Linked DNA regions of Homo sapiens: region 1 is linked to region 2. Evidence: chromatin loops called from intact Hi-C (ENCODE). Cell type or tissue: adrenal gland. All regions are shown on one strand. Links, peaks and the distances in the headings refer to the core of each region. The heading gives the core; the rest is flanking DNA.

Evidence for each region. Peaks named below come from ENCODE experiments on the same cell type or tissue, not always from the same donor. Only the 100,000 strongest peaks of a DNase experiment are listed, where the experiment ranks them.
Region 1: it touches region 2 in a loop (1.9-fold over the local background); 23 of 110 quality-filtered maps call a loop at or near these places.

The regions. Positions count from the first base shown.
Region 1 is chr1:21,955,798-21,958,297 of GRCh38, reverse strand. No RefSeq gene overlaps it. Among named protein-coding and RNA genes, the nearest start is that of HSPG2, 20 kb to the right of the region's middle. In adrenal gland, for the core only: no CTCF peak of the experiment used is centred there; a DNase peak (open chromatin) is centred at 1,247; H3K27ac peaks cover 746 bases.
Region 2 is chr1:21,794,031-21,797,517 of GRCh38, reverse strand. No RefSeq gene overlaps it. Among named protein-coding and RNA genes, the nearest start is that of USP48, 13 kb to the right of the region's middle. In adrenal gland, for the core only: no CTCF peak of the experiment used is centred there; no DNase peak of the experiment used is centred there.

The DNA of each region.
Region 1 (2,500 bases), core at 1-2,500, 160 kb before region 2:
GGGAGCCACGCAACAGGGGCAGGCGGAAGAGAGAAGCTGGAGAAAGGTCTCCTGTGGAGTAGCAGTCACAGAGCAGTGTGGCAGGGGCTGCGACTTTGCTGACAGAACATGACAGTCACAGAAGGTGGGGCAGCAAGAGGGGCTGAACACTGACCCAGAAGCAGAGATTCCGAGTGAGGGGTGACAAAAGGCCATAACAGCCTTCTGGGCTCCTTGAAAAATAGCAGGGAAGGCTCTGGACTTCCCACAGCCCGCGGGATGGAGACTTGAGCCATTATATCTGACGATTAAAGGAAAGGGGCTGGGCGCGGTGGCTCATGCCTGTAAACCCAGCACTTTGGGAGGCCGAGGCGGGCGGATCATTTGAGGTCACGAGTTCAAGACCAGCCTGGTCAACATGGTGAAACCCCATCTCTACCAAAAATACAAAAGTTAGCTGGGTGTGGTGGCACGTGCCTGTAATCCCAGCTACTCGGGAGGCTGAGGGAGGAGAATCACTTGAACCTGGGAAGGAAGGTTGAAAGGCTGAAGTGAGCCGAGATTGCACCACTGCACTCCAGCCTGGGAGACTCGGTCTCAAAACAACAACAACAACAGCAACAAGTCCTAATGTGTCATATCTGCCAATTCCTGTCGTCCAAATATTTTCCTTATGGCTGATTTCAAGCTACCTGTGTTTTAACAACCATTCACCACATTTCAGAACATTTAACAGTTGGCTCTTGTGGGCCAGCACACGGCTGCAGCCACTCGTAAGGTAATCAAGCACTCGGAAGTGTGCCTGGGACACGGGGAGCACGTTGTGAACACTCGCTGTGATTGCGAGCCAGTCAAGTCAACAGTGTTCCGGAAGTCCCCTCCCCACCTCCACTTCACAGAACAGGAGATTGAGGTTTGGAGAAGTTCACCTGTTTGCCCCAGGTCACAGCACAAGCCTCTTACTTGCCGTCCTACCTTCCGTGGGCGCTGTTCTCTCAGCAAGGTTGTACATAAGCCTGCCTGTGACCGTCCTCCTGCACCCTCCTTACAGGGACTTTCCCGGGCCCCATCAAGATGGGAGCCCTGCTGCCTCCCAGATTGGCTGCTCTACCTGCAAAGCCCTCAGGTAGCTTGGCGGGCGGGAAGCTCTCCCTGGCAGGGACTCCTGCCAAGACACTCCTGCCCAGTGCTCCTGAGCTCAGATCTGCCCTGGCTTGTGCCTGCCACATGTGGACTTGGGGAAGTGCTGTTTTTGGCAGTGGGTGAGCAGGGGCCCCATATCCTTGAGGGTGTTAGGTGAGGAGGACGCGTGACTCATTGTGCTCTGGTGGGTATAAGGCTGCAGCCGGGGGAGGGCCAGGTCCAGGCCCAGGAGAGATTTTCCAGTCTGGCAGGCAAGTTGGCTCAAGGCCAGGTATAGGCTCAGGACACAGTGCCAACAGTTGCCTGAGGCTGGACACAGATGCCCTTCGGGCAGGGTGGAGGGCTCTTGGCTCTAGCTGTCCCCTGAACTGACCTGGGTGTCACAAACATGTGGCTGCTGAGCTGGGCTTATAAGAGCCATGTGGCTGAAGGGATAAGGGGGCACTTCCCACTCTCTCAGGCCCCAGGGAAGGAGAGAAACTGCTGAGCGGCAGGTGAAGGCTTAATGGGCAGCACCTGTGCTAATGGGTCAGGGTCCTCAGGTCTCTGGAGAAGGGAGCTGCTCCCCCTACCCAGGGGAGCACAGAGAATGAGATGCCTTGGAACTTCTGTGCTTGGGGTTGGGGAAGGGCCCCTAGTGTTCTTGGTGAGCACAGGATGGGCAGAGGATGTTGGTGGGACTGTGGCCCTTGGTGGGTGGGAGGGGGGATAGGTGAGAATGAGGAGAGCCGGTTGGGGGTGGGTGCAGGGGGAGGGCAACGGATGATGCAGAGCTACTTTTCAGCCAGTTTATCCTTGGCAATGAAGCCAAGGATCCAATGCTGGAGGTGGTGGAGAGGGGCCAGGTGGGGCAGCGGGTACCACTGTGGCTGGAGATGGCAGGACAGGGCACCCCACCACCCAGGACCTTCTGAGACTCTGCATCTTCTCTGCAGCGCTGGAAGCGGGGGCAGCTGGGCTTGGCTGGGGAGTGGAGAATGGGGCGAGTGGGGGATGGGACTGTTGCTGTCCAACATCCTGGGTCTCCAGACTAGACCCCTCCCAGTGCTACTCAGTTCACAGGGCCACTTCCTGAGTCCTCACCGAGTGGGAGGGACAGCCTACCCTCTTTTGCACTTAAGAAGGCCAGGTTCTCACTCAAGCCTCCTGGGCAAGCTTGGGCAAGTCTCTAGCCTTCTCTGAGCCTCGATTACCTCATCTGGAAAACAAAATACCTCTTAGGGGTGCTGTGAGGATTAAATGGGAGGGAAGGAGGCTGAGAAGGGCCTGGGACCCACAATATCATGTTCTATGGCACATGATATATGCCTCACAAATATCAGCTTCCCAGGGTTGAGCCTAGGAAAGAGGTGGGGCAGACCTCTTCCCCATATCCTTC
Region 2 (3,487 bases), core at 988-3,487:
ACCAACATGATGAAACCCTGTCTCTACTAAAAATACAAAAATTAGCTGGGCTTGGTGGCACGTGCCTGTAGTCCCAACCACTCAGGAGGCTGAGGCAGGAGAATCTCTTGAACCCAGGAGGTGGAAGTTGCAGTGAGCAGAGATCATGCCACTGCATTCCAGTCTGGGCGACAGAGTGAGACTCCATCTCAATAAAAGAAAAAAAGAAAGGAAGAAGAGAAAAGAGACAGACTTGAGAGAGGATATCACAAATGGTCATAGACACTGAGCACAGTGACCTGAACAGGTACATGGACAATTATAAAAAAGATGCACTGGAGGGAGTTATATCTCTTCCTGGGGTGGCAAGATTATGTGCCATGGGTATTTATAGGACTACGTTTTGGGTTTTTTTGAGACAGGGTCTCACTCTGTTACCCAGGCTGGAGTGTAGTGGTCCCATCACAGCTCACTGCAGCCTCGACCTCCTGGGCTCAATCGATCAGTAACAATCCATTAGAGTACCAGACACAGACCTTGTGTCCCTCCTGAGTGGCTGAGACTACAGGCACACACCATCGCACCCTGCTAATTTTTTTTATTTTTTATGTTGTAGAGATGAGGTTTCGGCATGTTGCCCAGGTTGGTCGCAAACTCTAGGGCTCAAGCGATGTGCCCACCTCAGTCTCCTAAAGTGCTAAGGCTGCAGGTATGAACCACCGCGCCCGGCCTATGAGATTCTTGATATGATCTCAGTGATTAGACACATCGAGACACTATCGCATACTTTATTTAATTATATATTTATTTATTTATTTTTTGAGACGGAGTTTCGCTCTTGTTGCTCAGGCTGGAGGGCAATGGTACAATCTCGGCTCCCTGCAACCTCCACGTCCTGGGTTCAAGCGATTCTCCTGCCTCAGCCTCCTGAGTAGCTGGGATTACAGGCATGCACCACCATGTCCGGCTAATTTTGTATTTTTAGTAGAGACGGGGTTTTACCATGTTGGCCAGGCTGGTCTCGAACTCCTGACTTCAGGTGATCCGCCCGCCTCGGCCTCCCAAAGTGCTGGGATTACAGGTGTGAGCCACCACACCTGGCCTCTTTTAAAAAATGGACTGATATAAGCCAGGTGCGGTGGCTCACGCCTATAATCCCAGCACTTTGGGAGGCCGAGGCAGGTGGATCACCTGAGGTCAGGAGTTCCAGACCAGCCTGGCCAACATGGTAAAACCCCGTCTCTACTAAAAATACAAAATTAGCTGGGCATGGTGGTGGGCACCTGCAATCCCAGCTACTCGAGAGGCTGAGGCAGGAGGATCACTTGAACCTGGGAGGTGGAGGTTGCAGTGAGCCGAGATTGCACCATTGCAATCCATCCTGGATGACAGAGTAAGACTCCATCTCAAACATAAATAAATACATATATAAAATAAAAATTGACTGATATAAAAGAGGGCCCAGGACAAAGGCTAGAAAAACTCCAGCATTTGGAAAACCAGTATAGGAGGAAGCACCAAAGAAGGTTGAGAGTGATAGAGGCAGGAGGCAGATGAAAGCCTAGGCAGATAGGGGTGGGTTCCCATTGAAACCCCAACTCCAAGTCAAAGACAGTTTAAAGGCTGAAAGTCAAGCTATAAGTCACATCCACAGACTGGATTGAGAACCTGTCTTACTGTTTGGCATGGTTTCCTCTGATTGATCCGTACCCTTCACCTATTTCACATATACCTACCCTTCCCTAATTTGTTTTTTACCCTGTAATGCCCACTTTTGACTGGGGTCTTTTTTTTTTTTTTTTTTTTCCAGACAGAGTCTCGATCTGTCACCCAGGCTGGAGTGCAGTGGCGTGATCTTGGCTCACTGCACCCTCCACCTCCTGGGTTCAAGCTATTCTCCTGCCTCAGACTCCCGAGTAGCTGGGATTACAGGGGCGTGCCACCATGCCTGGCTAATTTTTGTATCTTTAGTAGAGACAGGGTTTCACCATGTTGGTCAGGCTGGTCTCAAACTCCTGAATTTGTGATCTGCCCACCTCGGCCTCCCAAAGTGCTGAGATTACAGGTGTAAGCCATCACACCTGACTGACCGATGCCTTTGTTTTAACCTTTTTTTACATACTCACAAACCAATCAGCATGCACTCCCCTATTCTGAGCCCATAAAAGCCCTGGACTCAGCCATGCTCGGGGAGAAACCACCCCACTCCTGGTGGTTGACCACCCTCTTGTCCCCTCTCCACTGAGAGCTGTTTCATCACTCAGTAAAATTATTCTCCTCCCTCCTCATCCTTCGCTTATCAGTGTATCCTCATTCTTCTTGGATGTGGGACAAGAGCTTGAAAACCACCAAACACAGGTACGAGCTATAACACAGTTGGGCTGGGGTTAGTCCTGTGCACAAACCCAAGCACAAGCCAGGTATGGTCCAGTGGGCCGAATGGATGGGACGCCTCCTGCAGCAGGCCCGGGGCCAAGCAAAGCCCAGGTAGGGACATCGCCAGCCAGAGGTCTCTGACCAGCAAAAGTGGCTGAGAAAAATCCTGTGTCAGAAGGAGCAGCCACTGAAGGAGGTGGAGAATCAAGAGGGACAGTTTGAGGTGGCAGGAGTGGTTATCTGTGCTGGTGACTGCAGAGAGCTGAGGCCTGAAAGAAGACCACTGAATTTGGTAACATGGAAGTCATGGTAACCTTGATAAAGGAGCTGTAGAAGAGTGACAAGGTCATAGGCCAGACTAGAGTTGGTTGATGAGTACATAGCAGATGAGGAAGCCAAAAGGGTGTAGATCTGTGCCATCTACTAGGGTAGCCACTTGCCATACGTGGCTATTGAGCACTTGAAATGTGGCTCCTGTGAACTGAGATGAGCTGTAAGTGCAAAATACACACGAGAGTTCCAAAACTTAGTGTGGAAAAAATAATGTAGAATATCTCATTAGTCTTTTCATAATACTGAAAAATATTGATTACATGTGGAAATGTAAATGTTCTAAATATACTAAAGATTTTTTTTTTTTTTTGAGACAAGGTCTCACTCTGTCACCCAGGCCGGAGTGCAGTGGTATGATCTTAGCTCGCTGCAACCTTTGCCTCCCAGGCTCAAGTGATCCTCCTACCTCAGCCTCACGAGTAGCTGGGACTACAGGTGCATGCCACCACAACCAGGTAACTTTTGTATTTCTTGTAGAGAGACAGGGTTTAGCCATGTTGCCTTGAACATTTCACTATGCTGGTCCGAAATCCTGGGCTCAAGCAATCTACCTGCCTTGGCCTCCCAAAGTGCTAGGATTACAGGCACGAGCCACCACGCCCAGCCAAGTTAAAGATATTATTTTTTCTTATTTTTATTTTTCGAGACGGAGTCTCACTCTGTCACCCAGGGTGGAGTGCAGTGGCACAATTTCAGCTCACTACAACCTCTGCCACCCAGGTTCAAGCGATTCTTTTGCCTCAGCCTCCCGAGTAGCTGGGACTGCAGGCACGTGCCACCACGTCCAGCTAATGTAAAG